Linked DNA regions of Homo sapiens: region 1 is linked to region 2. The links are chromatin loops, found by intact Hi-C in ENCODE. Cell type or tissue: B cell. All regions are shown on one strand. Links, peaks and the distances in the headings refer to the core of each region. The heading gives the core; the rest is flanking DNA.

What was found. A loop is a pair of places that touch in the nucleus more often than their neighbours do. Peaks named below come from ENCODE experiments on the same cell type or tissue, not always from the same donor. Only the 100,000 strongest peaks of a DNase experiment are listed, where the experiment ranks them.
Region 1: a loop joins it to region 2, with 33 times the contacts of the local background. A loop is called at or near these places in 80 of 110 quality-filtered maps.

Annotation. Positions count from the first base shown.
Region 1 is chr17:4,969,201-4,985,149 of GRCh38, forward strand. CAMTA2 (calmodulin binding transcription activator 2) reads right to left here. Exons shown (of 23, transcript NM_015099.4): 4 at 13,776-13,843; 5 at 13,557-13,692; 6 at 12,889-12,960; 7 at 12,478-12,631; 8 at 12,025-12,159; 9 at 10,484-11,421; 10 at 9,304-9,430; 11 at 7,858-7,992; 12 at 5,185-5,300; 13 at 4,385-4,569; 14 at 3,975-4,053; 15 at 3,569-3,791; 16 at 3,032-3,336; 17 at 1,140-1,336; 4 more. It overlaps MIR6864 (microRNA 6864), which reads right to left and starts at 571; the gene lies at 502-571. MIR6865 (microRNA 6865) reads right to left here and starts at 950; the gene lies at 886-950. LOC124903901 (a long non-coding RNA gene) reads left to right here and starts at 4,514. Exons shown (of 2, transcript XR_007065588.1): 1 at 4,514-4,602; 2 at 5,160-5,481. RefSeq lists enhancers at 1-861, 1-371. In B cell, for the core only: CTCF peaks have their summits at 11,528 and 11,729; DNase peaks (open chromatin) are centred at 9,741 and 11,591; H3K4me3 peaks cover 279 bases; H3K27ac peaks cover 1,402 bases.
Region 2 is chr17:5,055,823-5,071,771 of GRCh38, forward strand. It overlaps the pseudogene LOC100421332. Among named protein-coding and RNA genes, the nearest start is that of ZFP3-DT, 14 kb to the right of the region's middle. RefSeq lists enhancers at 1-26, 6,499-7,259. In B cell, for the core only: CTCF peaks have their summits at 6,757 (motif pointing left), 6,956 and 7,155; a DNase peak (open chromatin) is centred at 6,749; H3K27me3 peaks cover 1,113 bases.

The DNA of each region.
Region 1 (15,949 bases), core at 7,014-15,013, 83 kb before region 2:
CGGCGGTAGGAGCGGTAGTGCTGCTGGATGAGCACAGCCGCTCGGCGGCTCTGCTGAAATCGCTTCTGTTCATAGTAGCTTCGGAACTTGCTCTGGATCAGGATGGCCGCCTGGGTCATCTTCTTATAGAGTGCAAACTGCAGGGGTGGGGAGGAGGGACAGGGGCTGAAATAGAGGGACGGAGACCCAAAGCCCTGAGGCTCACCCAAGTTAGGCTGATGCAAGACTCTCTGTAACCCACACACTCAAGGAAAGACTGAATCATCACAGACCTCACACTCAGAGCTCATGCCTAATACCTTAAGTGCAATCCAGGTCAGCTTGTGGAGAGAGAAGGGGAGTTAGGGCTCTGGCAACATTCTGGAATGGTTAGGCGTGGGTGTGGGTTGGTGGGTTGCTGGTTACACTTTTGAGGGAGAAGGGTCTCACCTGCTTGTACTTCCGGTAACAGCGCTGGATTACAGCTGCTGCTACCTCCTGCTGCTCCTTCAGCCGCCGGCCCTGAAGGGAGAGAAGTCTCACCACCTCATGACCCACATAATGGCATATCTGACTTGTCCCTTCAACTTTCCTGGGGTTCCCCTGACCCTTTACCCCATCCAAGGCCTGTCTGCACGACTACTCATCCTCCAAAAGCCCTGGGAGCCCAGTCTCCCCTGACTGGAGATTGTGTAATTCATCCTGAGACCCCTGCCCCTGACCTTGTACTTTCGGAAGGCCGTCTGGATGACTCGGGCAGCCTCATACAGTTCCCGCTGCTCGTGATCTGATAGTGTCAGCAGGGCAAAATCACTTTCCATCTTGCCACTGGTGGATGCAGAGAGAAACTCTGCCCAGGAGGGTGCTGAAGGGACAGCCAGGCGACCTCGCTCAAAGGGCAGTTCGCTGTAGGCGGTAGGGAAAGAGGGTGTCATGAAGCATCTGAAGTCCCTCCTCTGCCACCTATGGATGGCTACGAAGGAAAACCACCAGCAACTGAGTCTGGAGAGTGACTTCAGAGTTCATCAGCCAGTTCAGTTCGCTTCTCCAAGGCCCTGGGGCCTCAGCCAGAATGGAGCTTTGGCTGTGGGAAAGCCAGCTTTCTCCCTTCCTCCCATCTTCCTTTGAAGAATCTGGAGGCTTTGTCCTGAGCTAGTCACCTGGGAGGGGTTGAGCTGGGGAAATGGTCCACATTCTCCAGGTAGCTGGCCAGCCAGGACATGGTCTCACTGAGCCCCACAGCCCCTGTCCGCTCCCGCATTGAGGCTCCAGCCTCGGGCAGCCCCACGAAGTCCTCTCGTTTAATCCGCTCCGGTGTGGCTTCGATGATCTGCTTGGCTAGTGAGATCATGTCCACCTGGAAGAAGGGAGAAGCTGAGTGAGTCCTTAGGGGCCCCAGCTGCCAGCTGTAACCTCAGTCCATTCCTATCTTGTTCCTTCTCTCCCTGCCAGGTGCTGCTAACCCTGTCTTTCTGGGCCACTGTTCCAGACTCATTCATTTATACTGATGGGGCTCCCACTTGGGGGTCCCTCTGTGCTGAGATGCTATGGAGAATATAGGATAAAAAGGAGATACTCCAAGTGGGGATTCAAAGCTGAACAAATGGAGGACTTGACACCCTTTCAGGCCAACCATCCACTGTCCTACCTGGGCCTGCCCCATGCCAGCTGACCAGCACATGCTCCCCATAGGCTTGGCTGTGCCCACCCCCAGCTCCCTTTCAACTCTCCAAGAACCATTCCAACACTTGCCAACTACTACCCGGATGAATGGCTCCAGTCTGGCCTTTGCTCCAGCCCTGAAGCCTATACTCCAGCACTTCCTGCTGGACACACTCAACACAACCTACTTGTGGAGTTCCCTAAGTTTTTTGTACTTAAAGTGCCACCCACTTACTCCATTAGTCTCTCTAAAGCAGGTATGTCCCCAGTCTCTATCAGAGAAGTACAAGGCTATACTTGAAGATTCACTTTCATTCCACAAGACTTTCTTAGCTTTATCATGTGCAAGCCTCCTTCCTGCATCAGATCACTGCCAAATACCCTCATCTTGCCAGCCTTACCTCTCCACACAACTCCCAGCTGCCCTCCGTCATCTTGGTTCTCCTAGAACCTTGTCCCTACATAGATCAACGGTTAACTCCTACAAACCAGCTCTAACTGAAGATATTCCCTAGAATTTTTGTTATAGAGACAGGGTCTCTTGTCCAGGCTGGAATGCAATGGCACAGTCAGCTCACTGCAACCTCATATTCCTGGGCTCAAGGGGTTCTCCTACCTCAGCCTCCCAAGTAGCTACAACTACAGGTGTGTGCCACCATGCCTATTTTTAAAAAATTATTTTGTGTAGAGATGGGGTCTTGTTATGTTGGCCAGACTGGTCTCAAGCCCCTGTTCTCAAGTGATCCTCCCACCTCGTTCTCTGAAAGTGATGGGATTACAGGGGTGAGCCACCGCACCCAGCCAGAATATTTTTTAATGCTTTTTATATTTTAAATCTTACTATTTTGTCTTTTTTTTTTTTTTTTTGAGACAGTCTCAGTCTGTCACCCAGGCTGGAGTGCAGTGGTGCAGTCTCGGCTCACTGCAGCCTGTGCCTCCTGGGTTCAAGTGATTCTTGTGTCTCAGCCTCTCAAACAGCTGGGATTACAGGCACATACCACAGTGCCCAGTTAATTTTTGTATTTCTTGTAGAGAGGGGGTTTCGCCATGTTGCCCAGGCTGGTCTCAAACTCCTGGCCTGAAGTGATCCACCCGCCCTGGCCACCCAAAGTGCTGGGATTACAGGCGTAAGCCACCAAGCCCGGCCAAATTTTTTTTTTCCAACATCTGTATTGTGGGACCAGCCAGAATTTTCAACCTCCGCTGCCTCATGACTTCCAAGTCACATGGTCTAAAAGGAGCTAAGCAAAAGGCTACCTTGCCTGTCCCAAAATGAAGTAAATAGGCCCTTCCTAAACTGAAGCCAGACTTTGATTCTGCTTCATGGAAGTCGGCCTCACCCTTCCTACTCCACTTCTAGCCCCCATAACTCCATCAATATAAGCAGTACCGGGATCACATCCACAGCCTGTGGGCTGTCAGCGTCCTCTGGAGCAGCCCCATCATCTGAAGCTGGTGGGAGGGCAGGAAGGGAGGAGAGGGGCCCCTTGGAGTTGGTAGCCTCATAGTCCATGAGGAGTAGGGGGGCTTCTGGGACACCAGAGGAAAGCTGGCCTGGGGCCATGTCCTCCATAGTCATCTCAGAGGCTGGCAGAGGTGCAGGGGGGGGACTGCCATCTGGGGCACTAGAATAGGCTGACGTGACGGAAAAGGTGCCATCCGACAGCTCCGAGGGCGAGGAGACGCTGCTCAGACCTGTGTGGGGAGGGAAGAGAGTGAGGGCAGCCGGAGCCACGGCCATCCCTCGCTCAAGTCTCCTGCCTTCCCCATCCTGTTCTCGGTCCCCGTCTGTTCTTGCTTCTGTTATCTCCCATCCCTGCCTCTGTGGTTTGTCTCCTCTCTTACTCGTTTCCCACACCCTTTGGCTTTGTCCTGGCCTATCCTCCTACCTACATCCCTCTCTCCAAAAGATTAGGGCCACCCTCACCAGTGTCTGGGCTGGAGGAGGGTGGCGATAGGGCAAATGGGGGCTCCACCGAAGGCTCCTGTCTCTGTAGTTCCTCAAGGCAGCGGGCAAGGCGCACATGACCCCGGGAATGAGCCACAGACAATGGCAGACGGCCCAGAGAGTCGGGAATGCTCAGTGCCTGTCGGTTCCAACGGAAAAGGAGCACAGCAGCTTCCAGGTGTCCCAGGGCACAAGCCCACATCTGAGGAAGGGGGCGGGACAGGCGGAGACGGAGGTGGAGGTGAGGCCAGGGGCTCTTCCTCCAGGTAGTCAGGTCTTCAGGCCCCAGCCCACCCCACTCCCTGCATTCCTCAGGATCTTCCTTTTCAAGGGCTGTTCCCATTGCTCCCTGCCCCATATGCGCTCAGGAATCCGTCATCCTCACCAGAGGGGTGCAAGAGAAATGATCCACGTTGAGCGGGTCAACCTCCTGCTCTAAGTCCAAGCTTCCAGTCTCCACACTCCTGGAGGGTTTGGGAGAGAGACAGCAGAGCCCAATGAGGGAAAAAGTGGGCAAAGCAGGAACATCAGAAGTAAAGGCACTAGGAGGCAAGCTGTACAGGGCCGGTGGGAAGAGGCAGTCAAGGACACTAGCTTAAGGAGGTCAAGAAGTCAAAGTGTTGTAAGTCAGGATATGAAAGTTCCCCAAAATATAAGTCCTCTCCCAACCCCCTCCCTTCCCACAATGACCCCAACTCCCTCTTGGTAGGGCCCCAGGTCCTCCAATTCCTCTTCAGTCCCCTGACACTTCTGTCCCAGAGGCTGCCCAGCCCTCACCCAGCTGCCCTTGCTCACCGCCACTGGCTCAGGGTCTCGATGAGGCGGGCATAGCCCTGGGCAGCAGCCAGGTGCAGAAGGCTCATGCCCCGGAAGGGGCTTCCATGGGCCAGACGTTCAGGACCCTTCCAGGTGGAGCGTGGGATCATGCTTTCTACCAAGACCACTACCCGTGCTTCGAACCCAGGCCCCTGGCCTTCATCCTGCGATATACACACTCTTAGGCAGAGACCCAGGTATCTACTCCCCTGGCTTGAGGTGGCCTTGGCCACCTCACATCTGTCCTCCCAGCTTCTAATTTTGCCCCCTCCCCACATGTCCCACTCTAGGATCCCATCAGTTGAAGTTCCTCTGTGGCCTGTGTCTCTTGCTCCCACAGCCACTTCCTCCAGCAGCCAGACCTCACACAATCTTGCCCATGTGCCTTCCCATCAGCTCAGATTAGTGCCATGTTCACACATGGCTTCTCCCCCTCAGAAGCCAGAGCCTTCTCTGAGCCTTAGCCCTCTTCTTTCAGAAACTTGGGACCCACAGAGATCTGAGCCCCAGTGCTCCTGACCCCTCCCCCGCCCTCTCCTTCACCTCCACCCTTCTTCAGACCAGAAATAGTCTGAAGCCCGTCATGCCAAGAGGGTGCCCAGAATAGCCACTCTTGCCACAAGGTGGGGATGGGAACAGGGTGACGTCAGGGAGAGGGAAGACAGGCTGAGGAGGCTGGGGACAGGAGAGGGAGGAGAGTCATGGGCACTAGATGTTTTCTTTAGCTGTGTCCTCCCCCTGCTCCCCACCGTAGACCACCTCCCTCCTCACAGAAGTACCTGAACTGGAGGAGCATCAGGACCCTGGCAAGGCACCTGCCCAGCTGCTGCGATCTCTGCCATCCGCTTCTCCATCTGCTCCAGTCGCTCTAGTATGGACATCCGGAACTGGTTGTCTGAGGGGGAACGGGTATGGGAGGCTGAGTGGGCAGTCTAGGTGATGCCCTGAACACCAAAAGTAGACCTGTCCCAAGATCTGGGGATGAGGACACAGAACCATATTCTTTTATCTTCCCCAAAACAACAGCTCCTTTACCCCTTCACCTAAATAAAGCCCACCAGGACTCAGTCCTTAAACTAGGGCTGTTAATACTACCCACTGATCTAGAACCCAGATCTGGAACCAAAACTGTTTCCTTCAAGGTACAGAGGTAGTAGGATTCCCAAATGGTCATCCAGCCTCCAGATGTCCCAAATCCCACCCGTACACACTCTTCCCCCCAGCCTTTTCCTAGGCAAAATGTTCTGTCAATTTTTGCAGCAGACACTACCTTTGTCCCCCATGGTGAAGGTGAAGGATTCCAGGGTCCCTCCCTTTTAATAACCACTGCCCCAAAAAGCTCAGGGACTGTGATTTGAAAAGTACCTCCCCTTCCTCCCAGCCCCCCGCAGCTGTCCACAAAGACGATGGTGGGGGACGGAAGGTGACAGAGATGGATAGCCATATAGCCATGTCCATTTCTCCTCCTCCTCCTCCCCGCCCCATATACAAATACGCACGTACACACATATCCCCCCAAGCTATATCTGTCCCCTCCTGAGATCAAACAAGGACAAGAAGGGGAGGCAGGAGGGGATCAGAGCTGTAGGAAAACAGACACAAACGGTGAAGGTTGGAGATGTTCTGAGATGCCAGGATAGAAGGGGATGAAGGTACACAGGTGATAGGAGGACAGAGAATGATGAACAGAAACCCAAGGAAAACAAAGGGAGGAGAGAGAGCAAAAAAGATAAAGTGAAGGAGAGGAGAGAAAGGACAAAGGAGGGCTGGGGGAAAAGTGCCAAACAAGCAGTAAGAAAGGACGATAAAAGACAGGCAAGTTAAGATATTGGTTCAAGAAGAAATGGAAAGAAGAGGGATGGAAGAGACTCATAGGAGAGACGGTAAAACGTAGATTAGACAGGGACAGAGAAATAAGGTGATGAACAGTCACAGGGCAGGACAGAGACAGAACAGGACTGAGAGGCCTGGCCAGATCCCAAGGTAGGCAGACTCAAGTCAGAGACAAGCAACCCAACACACTCGGGCTTTGTGTGGGGTCCAGCTCCAAGAGTGAGGCGAAACTAAGGACCAGAGCTCCGGAGAGAGAGAAGTAAGGACAGAGGGAGACTAAGATAACACAGATGGCAGCAGAACTGAGAGAAGCCAAGAGGCAACAACAAAGACACCAAGAGGAAGAGATAGAGAAAAGCTAACCTTGAGAAAGCAGAAAGCAGCAGGTGCAGACAGAAACAATGTTCAAGGCCACAAGAGAGAGAACCAGTAACAGGAACAAAAACTCCCAGATTTAAATAAATAAATACACACACACATAGATACACGTATGTATGTGCCTCTATGTTTGTGTTAGTACACCATGTTATTAGCAATGGATATCACTGAGAAGTAGTAGTATAGGAAATTTTTTTCTTTTTTTTTGAGACGGAGTCTCGCTCTGTCGCCCAGGCTGGAGTGCAGTGGCACAATCTTGGCTCATTGCAACTTCCGCCTCTCGGGTTCAAGCAATTCTCCTGTCTCAGCCTCCTGAGTAGCTGGGACTACAGGCACCCACCACCACGCCTGGCTAATTTTTGTATTTTTAGTGGAGACAGGGTTTCACCATATTTGCCAGGCTGGTCTCAAACTCCTGACCTCAGGTGATCCACCCGCCTTGGCCTCCCAAAGTGCTGGGATTAGAAGCACGAGCCACCGCGCCCAGCCAGAAATTTTTATTTTCTATTTTGTGCTTTTGTGTAATTTCCAAATTTCTGTTAATGAACACGTCTTTATATCAGAAAAGGAAAAACAATAGAAATTTAAATATATAAGTACAGCCGGGTGTGGTGGCTCACGCCTGTAATCCCAACACTTTGGTAGACCAAGGCGGGGTGGATTGCTTGAGGTCAGGAGTTTGAGACCAGCCTGGCCAACATGGCGAAACCTCATCTCTACTAAAATCACAAAAAATTAGCCAGGCTTGGTGGCAGGCACCTGTAATCCCAGCTACTTGGGAGGCTGAGGCAGGAGGATTGCTTGAACCCAGGAGGTGGAGGTTGCAGTGACCTGAGATCGCGCCACTGCAGTTCAGCCTGGGAGACAGAGCAAGACTCCGTCTCAAAAAAGAAGAGAAAAATAAATAATAAATAAGTACATAAACTTGTGCATAGCACCTATATATTGCTCTAGACCCTGTCCCTGCCCTGCCTCTTAGCCTTCCTTGTCTAGATTCCACCCTTTGGGATGGAGAAGGCAGGTCAAGAACTGGTATAAAAATGACCCCAAGATTTATGGGGAAGAGGAGGTAAGGGAAGTTTGCTGCCACATTTAGAAATCACTAATGAAATAGGAATTGAAAAAAAAAAATGGTAAAGTGGGGGCTCAGTGATGGCCACCTGAACCCTGAGTGGTCTAGGAGCATGTCATGCTTAAAGGCTGTGGGCTGGATACTTGGGTTCAGAGGGCTGGGTACTCACCGTCCAGTGACAGCCAGTCAAGTTGAGTACTAGGCAGAGACAGGAATCGGCGGGCTCGATACTCAAAGAGCACAGAAGCAGAAAGGGGCCCCTCCCGCCCTGCCACCTGCAAAGACACCAGCCCTACCTCATGGGCTGGAGAGGGTAGGATCAGCGAGAAGGGCTCTCTTTCCCTGGCTCCTTCTCTGGCTACCTGTGTCAGCCACAGACAATTATTCCATAGTTATTTCCCCTACTGCCCTGCTGTGGGCCAAGAGGCCCCTGGCTTCAGTGGCCTTGGCACTAACTGGGAAGGGAGTCCATTTGTTTGAGAACTTAATACGTACTATGGGCCAGAGATCCCTTGGATTCTAGACCCTGTAGTTGAAGATATTTGTTATTCAGCAAGAAGGTTTGGAAACTGAGGGTCAAGAGACTAGTTATGAACAATTTGATGTTGGAAAATCCTCTTGATCCCCGGATCAGAGTCTGGAAGTTATGACCCTGTTACTGAGATGGAGGAAAGGGGAGCTAGCCGCTCATGAACAGTGTCCAGTGGCCATAAGCATGGAACCAGCAGGCCCTGATCCTAAGACCAGGTGCTGAGACTTTTTCTCCCAGTCCCCAGATTCTCTGGTCTCATCCCCTTTCCTTACACACATGCTGGATGCTGCTGTAGAGACTGGGGGAGAACACACTCGTAGACAGCAAAGCTGCCAACCTGTCACTTTGGTGGTCCTTGAGGTCCCCTAGTAAGGCTGATTTTTGAGTGTAGGGTAAGGGCAAAGCTGGTGGCAAAAGGGCAGAGATGAACCTTGGCAATGAAGTCTAGACCAGTGCTGTCCAATAGAACATTTCTGCAGTGACAAGAATGTTCTATATCGTCACTATCCAATAGGGTAACACGAGCCATGTGTGGCTACTGAACACTTGAAACATGGTCAGTGAGACTGGGGAAGTGAATTTTAAGTATTCTTTAACTTTAATTAATAGGCACATGTGGCTAATGGCTACCATACTGGACAGCACAGTTCTAAAAGCCAATGTCCTTCAGTCCCAAGACTGGTTAGAGGAAACCCACATTTCTTCTTTCTCATTCCCCCTGGATTGGAGTTGGAGACTCTGGCTCTAAGCCAGAAAGCCTGGACAGACATTAGAAATCCCTTTGGTCAATGCCTAACCTTACAGGAGAGGAGGCCAAGGACCTCAGGAAGGATCAGACTCATCTGAGGTCACTGGTTAGCTAAGGAGTAGACTTCTTGGACCAGAACCTCGATCTTCTGACACCTAAGTCTGGGCTCTTCTGCCTGCTGGGAGAGCTTGGGGCTCAACCTCAGGACTGGATGAAGTCCTTGTGCTCTCAAAACAACCCATTTGTTCCCAGTGCTTTCTGGAAGCCTGGAGGTCCTGATCTGTCCTAACTGCCCACATGTCAGTCCCTCCCCCTACGGTTCCCAATCCTCATACCGGGACAGTAGCAGCGTAAGACACCAGGCTGGACAAGTGAGGCTGGCACTGCGATGTGATCAAAGACACAGGAGTAATGCTCGGCGGCTTCGGTCCAAGGACCTGTGATGAGCACCTTGACCCCACCCTGCAGACAGAAGTCAGAGACCATGTGACTGGAGTTGGGCGTTCATCCCCTCACTCATTCATTTATTCAGACCCTTACAGGGTATCTACTATATGGCAGGTCCTGTGCTAGAGTCTGGGGGTCCAGGGATAGACAGGACCCAGTGGGGTGAGGTCAGTGAGTCTATCTCTCCCCAACATTCCTGCCAAGTGGTTGCCTGGTCTCTACCTGAATCTGCCAGTAGCTGGGAATTCAGGGCCTCCCCCAAAGCTACCACAGAGCTGTCACCAGAAGGAAGTTCTGTTCTTGGGCTAATTCACCCCCACTGTACTTCCTCCTTTTCCTCTCAAAGGCAGCATAAAACAGAACTTCTCCACTGCTGAAGACAGTCTTTCAGCTACTCAAAGTCTGCAATCACATCCCTGATGTTTCTTTTCTTCTCCAGGCTGCACAGCCCCAATTCCCTACCCCTGAAAACAGTCAGGAAGGGAATGAGGTCCTAGGAGACTCCAGAAACCATGCTAACACATGGAAGGGAGAGGAACAGAAAAAAGGTTAAGTTGCTGAGGACTCTGGAAACAGGAAAGCAGCTTCACTCTACATAAAAAAAGAGATTGGCGGCTGGGCACGGTGGCTCACACCTGTAATCCCAGCACTTTGGGAGGCCGAGGCAGGCAATCACCTGAGGTCAGAAGTTTGAGACCATCCTGGCCAACATGGTGAAACCCCATCTCTACTAAAAATACAAAAATTAGCCGGGCGTGGTGGCGGTCACCTGTAATCCCAGCTACTCAGGAGGCTGAGGCAGGAGAATCGTTTGAACCCGGGAGGCGGAGGTTGCAGTGAGCCAAGATTGTGCCATTGCACTCCAGCCTGGGCAACAAGAGCGAAACTGTCTCAAAAAAAAAAAAAAAAAAAAAGAGAGAGATTAGGTAGAGGACTAAGAAGCCTAAGAAGCCATGAAAACTGAGGGAAACTAGGTCACAGACCACGGGGTAAGAGTTAATACAATTTGTTTTGGGGAGTCAGAAGACAAATAGGAGGGAGGAGGGAGGAGGTAAGCCTGAGTCTCACCTCTGGGTAGGACCACTCTGGGGAGAAGTCTGTGATGGTGCTAAGAGCAGGAGACAGCTGGGGGGTCGGAGCAGGGATGCTTGGAGCTTCGTCACTGATGAGTTCTCCCATAAGGTCTGGGAATGATGAAAGACTGAAGGGCTCCAGTTCACTGGCCCCAACAGGTCCTCCAAACAAGGCCTCTCCTCTTCCTACCCTGCTTGACGGCTCCAAGGGGGCAGGTGAGGGTGGGGGTGAGGGAGGGGGTGAAGGTATGGGTGGGGCAGCCCCGTGACCCTTGAGCTCCTCCCCACTGTCATCATCTTGGATGAAGAAGCAGTTTCCTCTTCTCCCACCTGCTACTGACTGTGGTGGGGGACCCCGAGCAGCTGCCTGGGGCTCCAGGGCAGCAGCAGGCTCTAGGGCAGAACAGGGGGTATGAGCGGCCTCTGCCTCGGGGAAGTCTGGGCTTACTCCCTGCCCCCCTCCATATGTCTGGCCCCTCTGGGGGCTGTTGAGAAAACGATCAGGGTCAAAGGCAGGACTGGGAGGAGCTGGTGGGGCAGAAGGCTCAGTGCCTACAACCACTGCCAAACTCATGGAAGGCCTAGGATCAGCCTGTGGAGCCAAGTGCCTGGTGGGCGTCAAGCCTCCAGCCCGCTGCTCCAGTCCTGTCAGGAGGAGGATAGCAGTGCCTCCTCTTGAAGAACCCCCTCGAGAAGTGGGAGGGCTAGGTCTGATTTCTAGGGGCTCTGCAAAACCTGATGAGGAGGAAGAAGAGGAAGAAGATGGGGAGGTGTGTGCCTTGGGGAGCTCTGGGGGAAGTGGGGCTATCAGTGGAGGAGGCTCTGGGGGGTGAGCGTGGGGGATAGAGGTCAGGGTTAAAGCTCGGGGCTCCACTTTGGGAGAGATGATGCGGTGTTTCGTGCTGCTGCATTTGTGGGTAAGGCTCCCAGAACCTGGAGTGGAGAGGAGTAGGAGGGAGAGGAGATAAGACACATCATTCCGCACCTTCTCTACCTTGAGGCCCTTAAAAGTATTTCCTGGGACGTCCCTATAAACCAGAGGTGTAATACTGATTGTAGCCACTGGGAGGCATCAGAAATGTCTGTTCTCTACCCCTACCCTTTATTCCCCCTCCCCCTCTCCATTTCCCCTCAAAACAAGCAGGACCAGAGGAACGCTCCAGAGAACTGAGGGCTTGGGAGAGTAGCTAAAAGCAAAAGTTAAAGGCATAGGAAAAGGACAAAAGAACAGAACCAAGGGGGTGCCAACTAGGAGGAAGGCTAAGGCTGGGTGTCACTGGTGGTGCTGAGGGGACAGGAATTGCTGAAGGTAGAAGACAGGAAGGGCAGAGGCTGCCATGACAGCTGAGTGCAAGGCTGATTCCGAGCCAGTGTGCACCCAGATGGGAACGTCTGTTCATCTGGCCCATCTTTCTGGGACATGCAAAAGACTTGCAAATCAGCATGCAAATCCCATCAAGATGGATATCCCCCTGGCTTGCGTAAGAGCAGTGTGGCTAGGTGGGAAGACAGCCAAAAGGTCAGGGAGTAACTTACCAAGCCCCCCACTGCAGAGACAGGCGTGGGTTCGGGGAGCAGGCTTGGTTGGGTGGGTGTCCAAAATCTGCTGCACCAGGTGTTCTACAGAGAACTCTTCTGTTCCATTCCCGCAGCTCCACTTGATGCCATGAACTAGAGAAGTTAGGGGGAAGTGCTGTGGGATCCCCACGAAACAGGCCCCAGAGTACCTTGATGGCTCCTCCAAGCACCTGACATGCTTCAAGACTTCTGGCCAGGTGAACAGAGGCCAGCAGCCTCAAGACTGCTCAGATATGTTGCTTTAGTCCTTTCTCCGTATTCTAATACCTGAGAACACACCGGGAATCCTAGCACCCTCCCAGCTTGGAGGGAGATGATCAGCCCTCAGGCTTTGGGTCCAGAACCATGGCCCCTCTGGGAGCCCTGTTTCTACTCTCCCCTTGGAGCTCTATCCCCACCCTGCTGCCTTACACATGGGCTTCAGCTGTCCCAACAACTCCTCCCGGGACCACTTCAGCCACTCTCGACGGTCGCTGCTGATGGAACAAAAGATGGGGCTGCAGCCCTTTCCACAGTCCTCCAGGGCTGGGACGTTCAGGTAGTGCACAAGGACGATGTCAGGGTTCTGAGAGTATAAGGGGACACACAGAGCCATGGGGTCCTGAGGTCCAGGGGCTTGGCTTCCTAATCCTCACTTTCTTCCTGGGCACCCTCCTAACCTCGCCCCCAATTTCTGACTCTCTCCATCCCCAAGCCCCTTTCTCTTCTTCCCAGGCTCCTTTCCTCACTCAGAACTCAGCCATCCTTTCACTTCCTTCTTTCAGACCCGTGTCCCTCAAAGAGTCAGGAAGAGGGTGGCTCCCTGGGCTCTTCCGTCCTTACCTGGAGCAGCCAGTAGCAGCGCCGATGGAATGTGGGGACGATGGAAGAGTGAACGTAGCAGCCATAGAGACACTGCCAGGAGACAGGCTGGGGTGGGGGGAGGGCTAGTCTGCTCCCCAACTCTTCCTCTGTTCAGTCCCTTTGCAGGAATCCCAATCTTTCCACCAGTTCCTCTTCAACCCTTCCCCCACCCTCGCCCCCACCTATTCCCCACCCCTTTTGAATCCCAGCCACCCTGAGTCATAGATGAGCAGTGGGGCTGGGGCCTTATAGTGAGGACCAGATTTGAGATACGGGACTATCTAGAAACCAGAGGGCAGAGCAAGAATGCATCTGAGATGAGGGGCAATGATTTGGGGAAGAGAAACCTGTGCTGAGAGCATCATTGCTGGGATCCCTGAGGGAAACACAAGAGCAGTGAGGGGCCTGGGCATCAGTGTTCTGGAAGGGAGGCATGGCCTACGGCCTGGATAGTTGAGTCACGGAGGGAAATGGGAAGTGGAGAGTGGCCAAAGCAATGTCAGCCGACCCAAAGTGAGTGAGAAGGGAAGAGTAACTGGGAGGGGACTGAGGTGGACAATGCCACCAAGCCCAGGTCGGGCTAGAGCCCAGCTAAGGGTGGAGGAGGGCAGGCTCGGGAAGATGAGCTGAATATCTGACTCTCTTACCTCCATGCCCTGGACCTTCAGCTTCATGTGGTCCTCTCGGGTGGTCTTCCCATCCTTCCGCTTCTTCCAGAGGTAACCATCCTTCCGATATTTCACCTTCTTGCGATTGTAGAGGATGATGGAGCCATTCTGAGGCCTGGGAAGGGAAGGGTTGCCCTGGAGTTCTGTGAACAGAACCCAGGACCCCTGCCACTCCCCCATGTTCTCAAACTTTCTCACCTTGTCTTTGGGGCACAAGACAGCCACTCATCATGCTTCTCAAAGGTGATCAGGTAGGATGCAATCTCCTGTAGGAGAGGAGGCACTCAGCTGGGCATCTCCTTCACAGAGAGTCTCAGCCTGGCCTCTTGGTCATCCTGTCAGTGTCTCACTCTCTGCTGAGTTCTGGCAGCTAGTGGAGGATGCTTCTAGGTATCTGGACCCAGCAAGACCCACTGCCCTCCTAAGAACCCTTCTTTTGTCCTAAGACAAAAGTCTAACATTTTTTTGTGAATTATTTTACTCTCCAAAAATCTCATTCCTGTGCCCCTTTTTTTTTCTTTTGAGATGGAGTTTCACTCTTGTTGCCCAGGCTGGAGTGCAATGGCGCGATCTCAGCTCACTGCAACCTCTGCCTCCCGGGTTCAAGCAATTCTCCTGCCTCAGCCTCCCGGGTAGCTGGGATTACAGGCATGCGCCACCATGCCCGGGTAATTTTGTATTTTTTTTAGTAGAGACAGGATTTCACCATGTTGGTAAGGCTGGTCTCGAACTCCTGACCTCAGGTGATCCACCCGCCTTGGCCTCCCAAAGTGCTGGGATTACAGGCGTGAGCCACCGTGCCCAGACTTTTTTTTTTTTCTTTTGAGGCAGAATCTTACTCTGTCACCCAGGCTGGAGTGCAATGGCATGATCTCAGCTCACTGCAACCTCCGCCCCCCAGGATCAAGCAATTCTCTTACCTCAGCCTCCAGAGTAGCTGCGATTACAGGCACTTGCCACCGTGCCCAGCTAATTTTTGTATTTTTAGTAGAAACGGGGTTTCACCATGTTGGCCATGCTGGTCTTGAACTCCTGACCTCTGGTGATCCGCCTACCTCAGCCTCTCAAAGTGCTGGGATTACAGGCATGAGCCACCACTCCTGGCCTCTGTGCCCCTTCCTGACTCAAAAAATTTCAGTGGTTTGACACTGCCAGGAATTTCAGATTATTTATTTATTTATTTATTTTTTTGAGACAGAGTCTCGCTCTGTCACCCAGGCTGGAGTGCAGTGGCGCCATCTCGGCTCACTGCAAGCTCTTCCTCCTGGGTTCATGCCATTCTCCTGCCTCAGCCTCCTGAGTAGCTGGGACTACAGGCGCCCACGACCACGCCCGGCTAATTTTTTGTATTTTTAGTAGAGACGGGGTTTCACTGTGTTAGCTAGGATGGTCTTGATCTCCCGACCTCGTGATCCACCCGCCTCAGCCTCCCAAAGTGCTGGGATTACAGGCGTGAGCCACTGTGCCTGGCAGGAGTTTCAGATTCTTTAGCCTGACTCCAAGGTTCTTCCCAACAAGGGATCAAACTTTCACTGTTCCCACTATTTACCCATATTGCTCCTACAATTCCTGCCAGATGGATCCATTGATTCCTTCCTGAACATGCTTTGAATAGTTACCTCCTGCATGTTAGTGCCCTACAAGGCAGGTACCATGTGCACACCTCTCCATATCTGGAAATCATAGCCATTCTATAAACCAAACCCCTTTTCAGATGCTCCATGAAGCCCTGCTGACCACACTGGACCTTCCTAAACGCTCTATAGCACTTACAACAATCACACATACACACATACACGCATCGTTTTACTGACAGTCCTCTTCTGACATCAAATTGATAAATATCAACAACCAACTACATACAAGGCAGTAAGTATGCAGAATACAGAAAATGTGTAACACAAGGACTGTGCCTCCTCCAGAAAGAGCCAGTATCAGTGGTGGTTAATAACAAAGGTTCCAGCCGGGCGTGGTGGCTCATGCCTGTAATCCTAGCACTGTAGGAGGCCGAGATGGGCGGATCACTAGGTCTAGAGTTCGAGACCAGCCTGGCCAACATAGTGAAACCCCATCTCTACTAAAAATACAAAAATTAGCCAGGTGTGGTGGCGTGCCTGTAGTCCCAGCTACTCCGGAGGCTGAGGCAGGAGAATGGCGTAAACCTGGGAGGCAGAGCTTGCAGTGAGCCGAGATCGCGCCACTGCACTCCAGCCTGGGCGACAGAGCGAGACTCCATCTCAAAAAAAAAACAAACAAAAATTAGCCGGGCGTGGAGGCACATGCCTGTAATCCCAGCTACTTGGGAGGCTGAGGCAGGGGAATCACTTGAATCCAGGAGGCGGGGGTTGCAGTGAGCCAAGATCGCGCCATTG
Region 2 (15,949 bases), core at 2,978-10,977:
TCCTACCACCCTTGGGCTTTTACAGATGCTTTTCTCCCCTTCACTTTCTTTTTCATTTCTTTTCTTTTCCTTTTTTTTTTTTTTTTTTTTTTTTTAATTTTTGAGACAGAGTTTCGCTTTTGTCACCCAGGCTGGAATGCAATGGCACGATCCCGGCTCACTGCAACCTCTGCTTCCGGGTTCAAGTGATTCTCCTGCCTCAGCCTCCTGAGTAGCTGGGACTACAGGCACCCGCCACCATGCCTGGCTAATTTTTTTGCATTTTTAGTATAGACGGGGTTTCACCGTGTTAGCCGGGATGGTCTTGATCTCCTGACCTCGTGATCCGCCTGCCTCGGCCTCCCAAAGTGCTGGGATTATAGGTGTGAGCCACCGCACTTGGCCTCTTTCTTTCTTTTTTTGGAGTTTTGCTCTTGTTGACCAGGCTGGAGTGCAATGGTGTGATCTTGGCTCACCACAACCTCTGCCTCCCGGGTTCAAGTGATTCTCCTGCCTCAGCCTCCCGAGTAGCTGGGATTACAGGCATGCACCACCACGCCCGGCTAATTTTGTATTTTTAGTAGAGATGGGATTTCTCCATGTTGGTCAGGCTGATCTTTAACTCCTGACCTCAGGTGATCTGTCCCCCTCGGCATCCAAAAGTGCTGGGATTACAGGCGTGAGCCACTGCGCCCAGCCTGGTCTGTGTTTCTTTTACTGCTGTCAGTTTCTTGTTCAGGTTCACAAATTTGTTATATATACATAACAAATATAATATTTAATATATATATACTTTTTTTTTTAGCCTCACTCTGTCTCCGAGGCTGGAGTGCAGTGGCATGATCTCGGGTCACTGCAACCTCTGCCTCCCGAGTTCAAGCAATTCTCGTGCCTCAGCCTTCTGAGTAGCTGGGATTACAGGTGGGTACCACCATGCCCGGCTAATTTTTGTATTTTTAGTAGAGATGGAGTTTTGCCATGTTACCCACGCTGGTCTCAAACTCCTGAGCTCAAGTGATCCACCTGCCTTGGCTTCCCAAAGTGTTGGGGTTACAGGCGTGAGCCGCGGCTCCCAGCCTACGGATATATATACTCTTAACTACAGTCTGTACCAGCCTGGGCAACATGGTGAAACCCGGTCTCTACAAAAAAATACAAAAATTAGTCAGGCAAGGTGGCGCGTGCCTGTAGTGCTCTGAGCATGCAGAGCATTATATTAAGTACTTTACTTCAGATAACTTTGATTTTACATGTCCACCTCTTCCATTAGACTGAGTGTAACTCCAGTGTGCTCAATAAATGCAGAGATCTTAAAATATGTTTGACTGATTTTTTTTTTCTTTTAGAGACGGAGTCTTGCTCGGTCGCCAGGCTGGAGTGCAGTAGTGTGGTCTCAGCTCACTGCACCCTCCATCTCCCGGGTTCAAGCAATTCTCCTGCCCCAGCCTCCCGAGTAGCTGGGACTACAAGCGCGCACCACCACGCCTGGCTAATTTTTGTCTTTTTAGTAGAGACGGGGTTTCACTATATTAGCCAGGATGGTCTCGATCTCTTGACCTCGTGATCTGCCTGCCTCCGCCTCCCAAAGTGCTGGGATTACAGGCGTGAACCACCGCGCCCATCCATTTGATTGATTTTTACTAGGCTCCTCTAGTGGATTCAAATTTCGTTTAAGGTTACTAAGTTTAGTAAGAGTCAGCAATCCTTTTGGCCCTTAGGGAACTCTAAACCTTCTGTGATTTTCAGCATAGAACTTCACCAGTTTAAAAAAAAAAAAAACACAAACCTTCTAGGAAGAAGAAAAAGTTGAGAGGAAGAGAGAAATAAGAGTAGAAGTGGGAAAGAAACACAAGAAGAGAAGAAATGGCCAAAGGGCAAAGCGGCAGGTAGGGAGGGCATATGGTAGGAAGGGCCACAGCCCCTAAAGGCAGGTCAGGGATAGGTGAGAGTACTGAATCCACAGGCTGCCCACACTGAGAACTTCCCTGTTGAAAAGAATCATCACTGCTTTATCCTTTGTTCAGTCCTGCCACTAACCCCATTGGTTTCTCTTGTGATGACCCAATATTCCTTCCCCCAGCACAAATTTCCGAGTTTGTTGAGGACACAGGCTGTCCTGCCCTGTTGGTTCCCACTTTGGAAGCCACAGTGTTTTTGGGAACCACTTTTTTATGTTTTTTTTTGTTTTTTTTTTTGAGACAGAGTCTCATTCTATCGCCAGGCTGGAGTGCAATGGCACGATTTCCGCTCACTGCAACCTCCGACTTCCGGGTTCAAGCGATTCTCCTGCCACAGCCTTCCGAGTAGCTGGGATAACGGGCACGTGCCACCATGCCCAGCTAATTTTTTTTTTTTTAGACAGAGTTTCACTCTTGTTGCCCGGGCTGGAGTGCAATGGCATGATCTCAGCTCACCGCAACCTCTGCCTCCCAGGTTCAAGCGATTCTCCTACCTCAGCCCCACAAGTAGCTGGGATTACAGGCATGTGACACCATGCCCAGCTAATTTTTGTATTTTTAGTAGAGACAGGGTTTCACCATGTTGGCCAGGCTGGTCTTGAACTCCCGACCTCAGGTGATCCACCCACCTCGGTCTCCCAAAGTACTGGGATTACAGGCATGAGCTACCACGCCCAGCCTTTTTTTTTTTTTTTTTTGAGACAGGTTCTTGCTCTGTTTCCCAGGCTGGAGTGCAGTGTCACAATCTTGGCTCACTGCAACCTCTGCCTCCTGGGCTCAACTGATCGTCCCACATCAGCCTCCTAAGTAGCTGGGACTACAGGCAAGCACCACTACGCCCGGCTAATGTTTATATTTTTGTTTGTGTGGAAACAGGGTTTCACCATGTTGCCCAGGCTGGTCTCGAACTCCTGGACTCAAAGGATCCACCTGCCTCAGCCTCTCAAAGTGCTGGGATTACAGGCATGAGCCACCCTGACTGTTAACCCATTTTATGGGTGTATCTTAATTAATTAAACCACTTCCCTGTGGATACATTTAAACTGTTTCACACTATTTGGTGTTATGAACAACGTTGCACCGAATAACTTTGTATTCATGTAAATTTACAGACAAGAGTATCTGCAGAATACGTTTGGGAAGTGGATTTGCTCAGTCAAAGGGTGCATGACTATTACCTTTGGGAAGATTTGCTCTCCCTGTAATTTGTACCAATTTGCAATCCTCTAACAATGAACAAGTGCTCTTACCTCCCACCCCTGCCCCCAACAAAGTTGTATCATTAAAAATAATCTTGCCCGGCGCAGTGGCTCATGCCTGTAATCCCAGCACTTTGGGAGGCTGAGGCGGGCTGATCACGAGGTCAGGAGTTCAAGACCAGCCTGACCAAGATGGTGAAACCCCGTCTCTACTGAAAAAAAAAAAAAAAAAAGCCAGGCTTGGTAGTGCGCCTGTAATACCAGCTACTCAGGAGGCTGAGGCAGGAGAATAGCTTGAACCCAGGAGGCGGAGGTTGCAGTGAGCCGAGATCACACCCCTGCACGCACCACTGCACTCCAGCCTGGGCAACAGAGTGAGACTCTGTCTCAAAAAAAAAAAAAAAAAAAAAATCTTTACCAGTGAGCTAGGTGAAAACGTGACATACGTGGCAAAGAAAATTAACACCATATGTATTAGTTTGCTCAGGCTGCCATGATGAAATACCATGTCATCATTTTTCCTCTGTCTCAAGGACACAGGCACCCATGTCTGGGTGGCTTAAACCAGACATTTATTTTCTCACAGCTGTGGAGGGTAGACGTCCAGTATCAAGGTTCCACCCAATTTGGTTTCTGGGGAAGGCTCTCTGCTTGGCTTGCAGATGGCTGTCTTCTCGCTATGTCCTCACGTGGCCTTTCCTCTGTGCAAGTGTGCAGGTTATGGGGAGGTGGTGGTGGGGCAGTTAGGGGAGTGCTGGGGAGAGGGAGGGAGAAAGGGAGAGGATGAGAGAGCTCTCTGGTGTCTCTTCTTTCTCCTTCTTCCTTTCTCCCTCCTCCCTCCTCCCCCCTCCTCCTCCTCCTCCTTCTCCTCCTTCCTCTACTTCTCCATCTCCATCTCCTTCTCCTTCTTTCTTCTTTCTTCTTCTCCTTCTCCTTCTTCTTCATCTCTTTTTTTGAGACAGGGTCTCACCCTGTCGCCCACGCTGCAGTGCAGTAGCCCAGCGATCATGGTTCACTGTAGCCTCAGTCTCCTTGGCTCCAGTGATCATGGTTCACTGTAGCCTCGGTCTCCTTGGCTCAAGGGATCCTCCCACCTCAGCCTTCTGAGTAGCTGGGACCACAATCATGCACCACCATGCCCAGCTAATTTTTAAATTTTTTGTAGAGATGGCATCTCACTATGTTGCCCAGGCTGGTCTGAAACTCCATGGTTCAAGCCATCCTCCTGTCTTGACCTCTCAAAGTGTTGGGATTACAGGTCTGAGCCACTGCTTCTGGCCAGGGCCTCAAATTTATGACTTCATTGAACCTTAATTACTTCCAATTAATTATTCCAAATATAGCCATGCCATGAGTTGGGTCTTTAACGTATGAATTTTTTGGGAACACATATATTCAGTCCATAACGCTATACTCTAATCAGAGAATTCATATTATGGAAGAATCCTATGAACAGAGTAGATGTGAGAGCACTTTTTTTTTTCTTTTGAGATGGAGTCTTGCTCTGTCACCTAGGCTGGAGTGCAGTGGTGCGATCTCTGCTCACTGCAATCTCTGCCTCCCGGGTTCAAGTGATTCTCCTGCCTCAGCCTTCTGAGTAGCTGGGACTACAGGCATCCACCACCATGCTCACTGATTTTTGTATTTTTAGTAGAGATGGGGTTTTACCATATTGGCCAGGCTGTTCTCAAACTCTTGACCTTGTGATCCACCCACCTTGGCCTCCGAAAGTGCTGGGATTACAGGTGTGAGCCACCGCGCCCAGCAGTGAGAGCACTTTCAAAGGGAAGTTAGAGCTCATTAGATATTGTTGAATTCATAGTAGAAAGACTTATGAATGTAATAAATGTGGGAACATTTTTTTGAGACAGAGTCTTGCTCTGTTGCCTAGGCTGGAGTAAAGTCGCATGATCATGGCTCACTGTAGCCTCGACCCCTCAGGCTCAAGCGATCCTCCCACCTCAGCCTCCCGAGTAGCTGGGACTACAGGTGCGTGCCACCATGCCTGGCTAATTGTTTTAGTTTTTGTAGAGACAGGGTCTCCCTATGTGGTCCAGGCTGGTTTGGAAATTCTGGGCTCAAGTCATCCTCCTGCCTCGGCCTCCCAAAGTACTGGGATTACAGGAAAGAACCACCACCCCTGGCTGGAAAATATTTCAGGTGGTGATCTCAACTTGTTCAACATCAGATAATTCATTTGGGGGGAAAACCCTGTAAGGGCGTCGAGTGTGGAAGAGCCTTCAGCTAGAGCTTAGGTCTTACTGAACATCACACAATTCACATTGGAAAAAAACCCTGTGAAAGTAAGGAGTGTCGGCCAGATGCAGTGGCTCACGCCTGTAATCCCAGCACTTTGGGAAAGCCCAGATGGGCGGATCACCCGAGGTCAGGGGTTTGAGACCAGCCTGGCCAACATGGTGAATCTCCATCTCTACTAAAAATAGAAAAAAATGGCCTGGCGCAGTGGCTCACGCCTGTAATCCCAGCACTTTGGTAGGCCGAGGCAGGCAGATCACGAAGTCAGGAGATCGAGACCATCCTGGCTAACCCGTCTCTATTAAAAATACAAAAAAGTAGCTAGGCGTGGTGGTGGGTGCCTGTAGTCCTAGCTACTCGGGAGGCTGAGGCAGAGAATGGCGTGAACCCGGAGGCGGAGCTTGCAGTGAGCTGAGATCATGCCACTGCACTCCAGCCTGGGCAACAGTGCGAGACTCTGTCTCAAACAAACAAACAAAAAATATATATATATACAAAAAAAAATTAGCGAGGCGTGGTGGTGCGTGCCTGTAATCCCAGCTACTCGGGAGGCTGAGGCAGGAGAGCTCCTTGAGCCCGGGAGGTGGAGGTTGCAGTGAGCCGAGATTGCGCCATTGCACTCCAGCCTGGGCAACAAGAGCGAAACTCTGTCTCAAGGAAAAAAAAAAAAAAAAAAAGTAAGGAGTGCAGGTAAATATTTAGCTATAATTTAGCCTTACTAGAGACTTCATGTTAGAAGAGAAATCCTTTGAATGTAAAGACTGCAGGAAAGCCTTTCCTCAGAATCCTCATCTTATTCTACATCACCGAATTTGCTCAGGAGAGAAATCCCATAATTTATTGAATGTGGTCAGCCTTTAATCAGAGCTCAAATCTTCGTCCACATCAAAGAATTACCTCTGGGGAGAAAACCTGTGAGTGACATAAATATTGGAAGTCCTGCAATTATAGTTCATGCCTTACTCTACCCCAGATAATTCATATCAGAGAGAAACTGTTTGAATGTAACAGATGGGTAAATGCTGTCTGGCCTAGGTCAATCTTTATGACAATATCAAATAATTCGTCTCAGGGAATAATCCTATGACTGCAATGAAAGAGAATATCTTCGGCCAGTCTAAGAAAACACCACAAACATAAGAGTATGCATGTTTATACATATCTCTTGATATCAAAATAATTAGAAAAAATCTAGAGGAGGTGGATTAGTCCACATACTGAATTTCATGGGTTAACTGAAATTTAGACAAATGATTGAAGACTCTCTGTCTAGACAAAGTGGCAGCTGCATCAGGGAGACCTGGGACTCAACTGTCCTTCCTCATCCACTTTCCCGGCCACAGTTGAAATTCTTGTCTGTAGGTTGCTGGCGCCACCTGATGCCCAGCAAGAAAACTGCCTCTTTATTCCCGAGTAGGGAAGAAGACGCCTAAATCTGTAAACATATCTCCTTCTCTTTTTTTTTTTTTGAGACAGAGTCTCGCTCTGTTGCCCAGGCTGGAGTGTAATGGCGCAATCTCGGCTCTATGCAACCTCCACCTCCCGGGTTCAAGCGATTCTCGTGCCTCAGCCTCTTGAGTAGCTGGGACTACAGGTATGCACCACCATGCCCAGCTAATTTTTGTATTTTTAGTAGAGACAAGGTTTCACCATATTGGTCAGGCGGGTCTTGAACTCCTGACCTCGTGATCCACCTGACTTGGCCTCCCTAAGTGCTGGGATTATAGGCGTGAGCCACTGTGCCTGGCCTTCTTTTCTTTTTCAGACAGAGTCTTGCTATGTCGCCCAGGCTGGCGTGCAGTGGCGCGATCTCGACTCACTGCAACCTCTGCCTCCCGGGTTCAAGCAATTCTCATGCCTCAGCCTCCCGAGTACCTGGGACGACAGGCGTGCACCACCACGCCAGGCTAATTTTTTGTATTTTTAGTAGAGACGGGGTTTCGCCATGTTGGCCAGATGGGTCTCCAACTCCTGACCTCAGGTGATCCGCCCACCTGAGCTTCCCGAAGTCCTGGGATTACAGGCCTGAGCCACCACGCCCAGCCTCTTGTTCTCTTTCAACATTCAGTTTACTTAATTGTGCTTCCTCACGCAAAGGATAACCTTCCTCACACAAACACCCTTTCCTGCTCCCCTTTTCTTCCAACTGTTGCCTGCTGCCTCAGGAAAATCTCTCTGTCTCCTTCTTCATGGCAGGAGTAGCTGAGTGGGAACTGCCATTGTATAGTACCTGCGACAGCCTGGCAGGTGTGAAGTGCTTTGTCTGCAGTATCTCATTTAATTCTCACATGAACCCTGTGTGCTAATAGTACTCCCATTTTATAGGAGAGGAACCTAAACTCAGAGCTCAGGGCACTTTCCTAGGTACATGGGAAATAGCAGAAGCCCAAGGGGAGTGTGGGATTGTCTTCAAAGCTCATGCTTTATGAGTGGTTCTTAACCCCGGAGGGCTCATTTTTTTTTTTTTTTTTTTTTTTTTTGAGATGGAGTCTGACTGTGTCGCCCAGGCTGGACTACAGTGGCACCATCTCAGCTCACTGTAACTTCCTCCTCCCAGGTTCAAGCGATTCTCCTGCCTCAGCCTCCCGAGTAGCTGGGACTACAGGTGCCTGCCACCACGCCTGGCTAATTTTTGTATTTTTAGTAGAGACTGGGTTTTGCCATGTTGGCCAGGCTGGTCTCAAAACTCCTGACCTGAAGTGATCCTCTTGCCTTAGCCTCCCAAAGTGCTGGGATTACAGGCATGAGCCATCATGCTTGGCCAAGCCTGGAGAACTCTTTTAAAAGTACCAATGCTGGCTGGGCACGGTGGCTAATGCCTGTAATCCCAGCACTTTGGGAGGTCGAGGTGGGCAGATTGCTTGAGCCCAGGAGTTCCAGACCAGTTTGGGCAGCATAGTGAGACCCCTGTCTCTACAAAAAATTTAAAAAAAAATTAGCTGAGCATGGTGGTGCATGCCTGTGGTCCTAGCTACTCAGGTAGCTGAGATGGGAGGCAGTGAGCTGTGATCATGCCACTGCATTCCAGCCTGGGCAACACTGTGAAACCGTGTCTCAAAAAAAAAAAAAAAAAGAAAGAAAAGAAAAGAAAAAAGAAAAGGTACCAATGCTTGCCCTCCTTCTCCAAATTTTTTTTTTTTTTTGACAGAGTCTCACACTGTCGCCCTGTCGCCAGGCTGGAGTGAGTGGCGCAATCTCGGCTCACTGCAACCTCCGCCTCCTGGGTTCAAGTGTTTCTCCTACCTCAGCCTCCTGAGTAGCTGGGACTACAGTTGCATACCACCACCTTGGCCTCCCAAAGTGCTGGGATTACAGGCGTGAGCCACCGCTCCCAGCCTCCTCCTCCAAATTTTAATTGATCTGGGGTGAGGCATGGTGTTACAGACTGAACTGCATTCCCCCAAAATTTATATGTCGAAGCCTTAATCCCAAATGTGACTGTATTTAGAGATAAGGCCTTTAAGGAGGTAATTGAGATTAAATAAGCCTGACCAACATGGAGAAACCTCATCTCTACTAAAAATACAAAAATTAGCCAGGCGTGGTGGTGCACACCTGTAATCCCAGCTACTCGGGAGGCTGAGGCAGGAGAATCGCTTGAACCCAGGAGGCAGAGGTTGCAGTGAGCCGAGATTGTGACACTGCACTCCAGCCTGGGCAACAAGAGTGAAACTCCATCTCAAAAGAAAAAAAATAAATAAATAATAAAAATAAAATAAAAAGAATTCATGTGTTAGATGATTTTAGGGCAGTTGGCCAGTCACACAAGCTGAAGGCTGGGCTGAAACAAAATAATATGTGAATGTTGGGTGCAATTGTTTTGAGTAGAGACTAAAGGGGCAGAACTGTTCTTTGTTCTCTGAGAAGGCTGAAATGTCCACTGCATTGCATAATTTAACACCTAGTCCTTGTCAAGAGAAGGGAATTCCCTTGATTTTGAAAAGTCCTAATACAATCATTTATATCCGTCTCCGCACAGCCCAGCCCCTCTGGGTTCAGCCCGTCTCCTGTCATTCTTACAACCCACATCCCATATTAAGCAGTGATTATTAGGATGATGGGAGATGTCACCTGCTTACCCAGTTTGGACATGTTTGTCCATCTCTGCTGGTAATGCTGCTTTTACCCTTGTGGGATCTGGTGACTTTCAACAATTGCCCATTAGTGCTGGAAATGGGCCCAGATTCTTCCAACATTTTGGCACCAAAGACACTGCCAAGAACAATCTCAACTTCCTTGGGTCCAGCACTGTTAGGTCAAATTACATGCTCAATCACAAGTGGAGAAGAGTCTAGTTTTGAGCATCGGTTGAGTACAACTTTACAAAATTGCTGATTCAGGGGTGGCCCTATGGAAAAATAAGGAAATGCCAAATAGAGTTTAAAAGGTATGTCTAATGAGACAAGAAAGATGAGGAGAAGCAGAAACCCAGATGGATTTGAAATATCTGCAGGCTTGTCATGGTGACTCCTGCCTGTAATCTTGGAATTTTGGGAGGCAGAGGCAGGAGGATTGCTTGAGCCCAGGAGTTTGAGATCAGTTTGGGCAACACAGGGAGACTCCACCTCTACAAAAAATGCAAAAAATTAGCGGAGCATTGTGGCACACACCTATAGCTCCAGCTACTCAGGAGGCTGAAGCGGGAGGATCACTTGAGCCTGGGAGTTGGAGGCTGCAGTGAGCCCACATCACAGCACTGTACTGCAGCCTGGGCAACAGTGTGAGATTCCGTTTCAAAAATAAAAATAAAAGAAATATCTGCAAACATCTGCTCCTTACACTGGTTGCACACATACTTCACCTCAATTCCATTTGAAAGTCTCCCCTATTTTAAGTTTTCTAATATCCACAGTCAAGATCAACCAGTCTCATAAGTCAGTCATCTAGTTTCTGCATTTTGGATCTCTGACCTTCAGATATTATATAGAAATTGTGGACTCTAGTGTCAGCCATTGTTTCTCATCTAATCCTATAAAAAAGTTGAATTCAAATAACTATTGAGGCTGGGCGTGGTGGCTCACGTCTGTAATCCCAGTGCTTTGGGAGGCCGAGGCAGGTGGATTGACTGAGCTCAGGAGTTCGAGACCAGCCTGGGCAACACGGTGAAACCCCGTCTCTACTAAAATACAAAAAATTAGCTGGGCGTGGCGGCATGAGCCTGTAGTCCTAGTTACTCAGGAGACTGAGGCAGGAGAATTGCTTGAACCCGGGAGGCGGAGGTTGCAGTGAGCTAAGATTGCGCCGCTGTACTCCAGTCTGGAAAAGAGCAAGACTCCATCTCTAAAAAAAAAAAAAAAGAAAAAAAGAAAGAAAAAAAAATTGTGGACTCTAGTGTCAGTCAGTGTTTTTCATCCAATCCTACACAGAAGTTGAATTCAAATAACTATTGAGGCCGGGGGTGGGGGCTGGCTCACGCCTGTAATCCCAGAACTTTGGGAGGTTGAGGTGGGCAAATAACTTAAGGTCAGGAGTTAAAGGCCAGCCTGGCCAACATGGTGAAATCTTGTCTCTACTAAAAATACAAAAATTAGCTGGGCATGGTGGTGCACGCCTGTAATCTCAGTTACTTGGGTGGCTGAGGCAGGAGAATTACTTGAACCCGGGAGGTGGAGGCTGCAGTGAGCCAAGATCACACCACTGTACTCTAGCCTGGGCAACAGAGTGAGACTCTGTCTCAAAGAAAAGCCGGGTGTGGTGGCTCACACCTGTAATCCCAGCACTTTGGGAGGCTGAGGCAGGTGGATCACCTGAGGTCAGAAGTTTGAGACCAGCCTGGCCAACATGGTGAAACCCTGTCTCTACTAAAAATACAAAAATTAGTTAGGTGTGGTGGTGGGCGCCTGTAATCCCAGCTATTTGGGAGGCTGAGGCAGGAAAATCGCTTGAACCCGGGAGGCAGAGGTTGCAGTGAGCTGAGATCATGCCACTGCATTCCAGCCTGGGCGACAGAGCGAGACTTGGTCTAAAAACAGAATAAAACAAAACAAAAAACCAACCAAGAAAACCTATTGATCTAATGTGATGTGAGGGGCTCTGAAAAGTCAGCTGGCTACTTTGCTCTTTTTACCACTTTTACCCTGTGCCTAAAATTCCTGCCATTAGACTTCTGTGTTAAGGTACTGTTTCTTGAAGGTCACTGTTAAAATTCGAGGTAATCTCAGAAGACTTTCCATATAAGGATTTTTTTTTTTTTCGAGATGGAGTTTAGCTCTTGTTGCCCAGGCTGGAGTGCAATGGTGTGATCTTGGCTCACTGCAACCTCTGCCTCCCAGATTCAAGTGATTCTCCTGCCTTAGCCTCCCAAGTAGCTGGGATTACAGGCCTGTGCCACCACACCCGGCTATTTTTTGTATTTTTTGCAAAGACGGGATTTAGCAGAGATGGGATTTCATTACGTTGGCCAGGCTGGTGCTGAACTCCTGACCTCAAGTGATCCACCCGCCTTGGCCTCCCAAAATGTTGGGTGGCATGAGCCACTGCCCCGGCCCCATGTAAGCATTTGTCAGTCAACCTGTACAGACCATCTCTGGTCAGTTCTGTGCCACAGGTGCAATGCCTAAGGGTGGAGAACTGAGTGAGGAGATGGAAAATACTCTTATAATGGCTGGGCATGGTGGCTTACGCCTGTAATTTCAGCACTTTGGGAAGCTGAGGTGGGTGGATCACTTAAGGTCAGGAGTTTGAGACCAGCCTGGTTAACATAGTGAAACCCCGTCTCTACTAAAAATACAAAAATTAGCTGGACGTGGTGGCGGGTGCCTGTAATCCCAGCTACTCGAGAGGCTGAGGCAGAATTGTTGAACCCAGGAGGTAGAGGTTACAGTGAGCCGAAATCACGCCACTGCAGTCCAGCTTAGGCAACAGAGCAAGACTCTGTCTCAAAAAAATTAAAAAAAAAAGGAAAAACAAATATTCTCACAAGACAACGCAAGCTACAACAAGTCAACTTAACTCAAATGCTAAGAGTCAGGAAGGGCAGTGGAGGAGTGGTTGGAGTGAGAAGAGAGGACTCAAGATGGCTTTGTGCGTGTGCTTGTTTCGAATGAGGTCTTAAAGTAACTCAAGTATTGAAGCCAGCTAAGTAACCCAAACGCCATCATTGTACAGGGTTTTATTTTGGTAGAAGGGGGATGCTTTATGCACACATAAGGCAAATGTGGATTTGCTGAATGTTAGATTTGAAGTTTCCTGTTTTGACCATTAGCTGACTATGAGAAAGATTTCATCATAAAGAAGGGATCTTGTTGGAAGACTGAGTAGTTTATGAAAAATTTTTTTGGCTGGGTGTGGTGGCTCACAGTAATCCTGTTACTTTGGAGGGCTGAGACAGGAAGATGACTTGAGGCCAGGAGTTTGAGACCAGCCTGGGCATCATGGTGAGGCCTGTCTTTTTTTAAAAAAATGATAAATTAAATTAATTTTAAAAAATTTAATTGGACACATCTTGACCATTAGCTGAATAATGGTCAAAACAGTAGCAAGGCTGGGTGCGGTGGCTCACACCTGTAATCCCAGCACTATGGGAGGCTGAGGCAGGTGGATCACATGAGGTCAAGAGTTCAAGACCAGCCTGGCCAACATGGCAAACCTCATCTCTCCTAAAAAAAATAAATAAATAATTAGCCGGGCATGGTGGCAGGCACCTGTGATCCTAGGTACTTGAAAGGCTGAGGCAGGAGAATCCCTTGAACCTGGGAGGCAGAGGTTACAGTGAGCTGAGATCATGCCATTGCACTCTAGCCTGGGCAACAAGAGTGAAACTCCGCCTCAAAACAAACAAACAAACAAACAAAAACCTCCAAAACAAAAACAGTAGCAAAACAGGCCTGGGAATCTTCAGGGTCCCATAAAGGAGCAGAGGCAGATTGTGTGTTAAGTGGGACTTTAGGAAGGCTATCAGGTTGTAGTGAGAAGAGCCTGATGAGAAATCGGCAGATATAGGTGCAAATCCTGACCTCTTCCCTTCTTCTTCTTTTTTTTTTTTTTTTGAGACGGAGTTTTGCTCTTGTTGCCCCGCATGGAGTGCAATGGCGCAATCTCAGCTCACTGCAACCTCTGCCTCCTGGGTTAAAGCGATTCTCTTGCCCCAGCCTTCCAAGTAGCTGGGATTACAAGCATGCGCCACCACACCCAGCTAATTTTGTATTTTCAGTAGAGACGGGGTTTCTCCATGTTGGTCAGGCTGGTCTTGAACTCCTGACCTCAGGTGATCCACCTGCCTTGGCCTCCCAAAGTGCTGGGATTACAGGTGTGAACCACCACGCCCAGCCTCGATCTGAGTAAACTTTGACATGTCACTAAACTTCTGGCCTCCCTTGCCTGCAAATACCTTATCTACAGTTGCCATAGACAGTCTAAGCTTCAAGGGACTCTGACCATAGTTAACACATATGAGAGGATTTTGTAAACTATGTTGGGTACATATAAAGTTTGGATTTTTTTTGTTATTGTTGTTTTAAACCAAACTCAAAGCCTATATTTTGCTCACCTGTGTGAGATCTATACCTCAAGATTTCTTATATGGCATTAAAATAGTGAAATCAAAAACCATGGTTTGAATGACTCACTACTGCAGATGGTAGAGTGAGTTTGAATGAGGGAGGAAGGCCATGATCCCGAGATTTGTCCGGAGAGAGAATCTGTGGCTGTTGGCAACAGAATTAAGCCCCAGAAACAAAGGGACCCTTTATTTGAGAGAGGTCCTGAGGTATCATCACAGTTATGGTTTGTAGTCGCAGTGGGAACAAGGATAGCATTGTGGGCAGGTGTGTGGCCTAATGGAAAACAACAGTATGAAGAGTGAGTAACTGGGGTATGGAGGATGGCGTCAGCCCAAGGACAAAGGTGCATCACTGAGAAGGAATCTTGTTGGAGGACTGAGTAGTTCCCTGAAGATGTTTTTATTTTTATTTTTATTTTTTTTTTGAGACAGAGTCTCATTTTGTCACCCAGGCTGGAGTATAGTGGTGCGATCTTGGCTCACTGCAACCTCCACCTCCCGGGTTCAAGCGATTCTCATACCTCAGCCTCCCAAGTAGCTAGGATTATAGGCGTCCGCCATCACATCTGGCTAACTTTTGTATTTTTATAGAGACGGGGGTTTCACCATGTTGGCCAGGCTGGTCTCGAACTCCTGACCTCAGGTGATCTGCCTGCCTTGGCCTCCCAAAGTATCGGGATTACAGGCATGAGCCACCGGCCTGAAGATGTTTTTGATGAGCCACATCTTGAGCTGGGAAAATAACACCATGAAAGCAGAGTTAGAGCCAATCGATCTAACAATTGTGGTCAATTGATTGGTAACAAAGGTGCCAAGAACACACAGTGAGAAAAAAACAGTCTCTTTATTTTTATTTTTGACAGTCTCTTTAATAAATGGTGTTAGGAAAACTGGCTATCCACATGCCGAAGAATGAAATTAGAGCCTTATCTCGCACCATACCCAAAAATCAACTCAAAGTGGAATAAAGACTCAAATGTAAGACCTGAAACTATAAAGCTACTCAGGAGGCTGAGGCAGGAGAATTGCTTGAACCTGGGAGGCGGAGGTTGCAGTGAGCCGAGATGGCACCAATGCACTCCAGCCTGGGCGACAAGAGCGTGACTCTGTCTCAAAAAGAAAAAAAAAAGTAAAGTAAAGTAAATGTGAAGAAATAGGAGTTGTTCCGGCAGTCTTATGCTTTTCTGGTCACACTGGGAGCTTATGTGTCCCTATGATGTGGGAGACCCTGGGACTTGATTTTCTTCCTATTTTCTCAGAAAAGAGCCTCAGAAATATTCACATAGGACTGCCTTGACCCTGCGATGGCAAATAACGTCACTCATGTGCAAATTCAGACAAATAGTAGCAGCTGCCTGGAATACTGTGCTGTGTGGGGCTCTAAGGCACATTTGGGGATCTGAGAAGTGGACAAGAACATTATTACACGTGGCTCAGTGATGTCTTGCCCGTGGTGGCAATCCTGCCGATTATTTTGCTGACCTTGTTAAGACTCCAGATTCCTGGTGATGAGCCTCATATGCTGGGATGCAGCTTTCTTCTCCTTTGTCCTCTGATTACTTTTTCCCTATACCCTCTGCTGTTGTCTAGTTTCAGTGCCACACCACGCCCCCAACCTCAACTTTCCGCTCACCTTCTCAAAGCCCAGTACTGACCCCTCCTCTAAGCCAGCCTTTTCTTCTCTGTCTTCCCTCTCATGGTGGTTTTTGGGAGGCTGAGGTTTCTGGGTGGTGCTGCATTTCTCCCACTGTGAAACGGACGGTGGTTTCACCTAAGACAGACATGGACCTTACAGGACCCCAACGCACCTCTTAGGCTTAAAGAACTTGCCCAAGAAGGATCTGTCATCCAAGCACAGTAAAAACGTGATCTTGCTGGGTCAGGTTCAGAATTGGTTGCTCTGGCCTCCTTGATACAGATGTTCCTCAACTTATAATGGGGTTACATCCTGATCAACCTATCGTAAGGTGAACATTTTGTAAGTTGAAAATGCATTCAGGCCGGGTGCAGTGGCTCATGTCTATAATCCTAGCACTTTGGGGGGCCCAGGCAGGTGG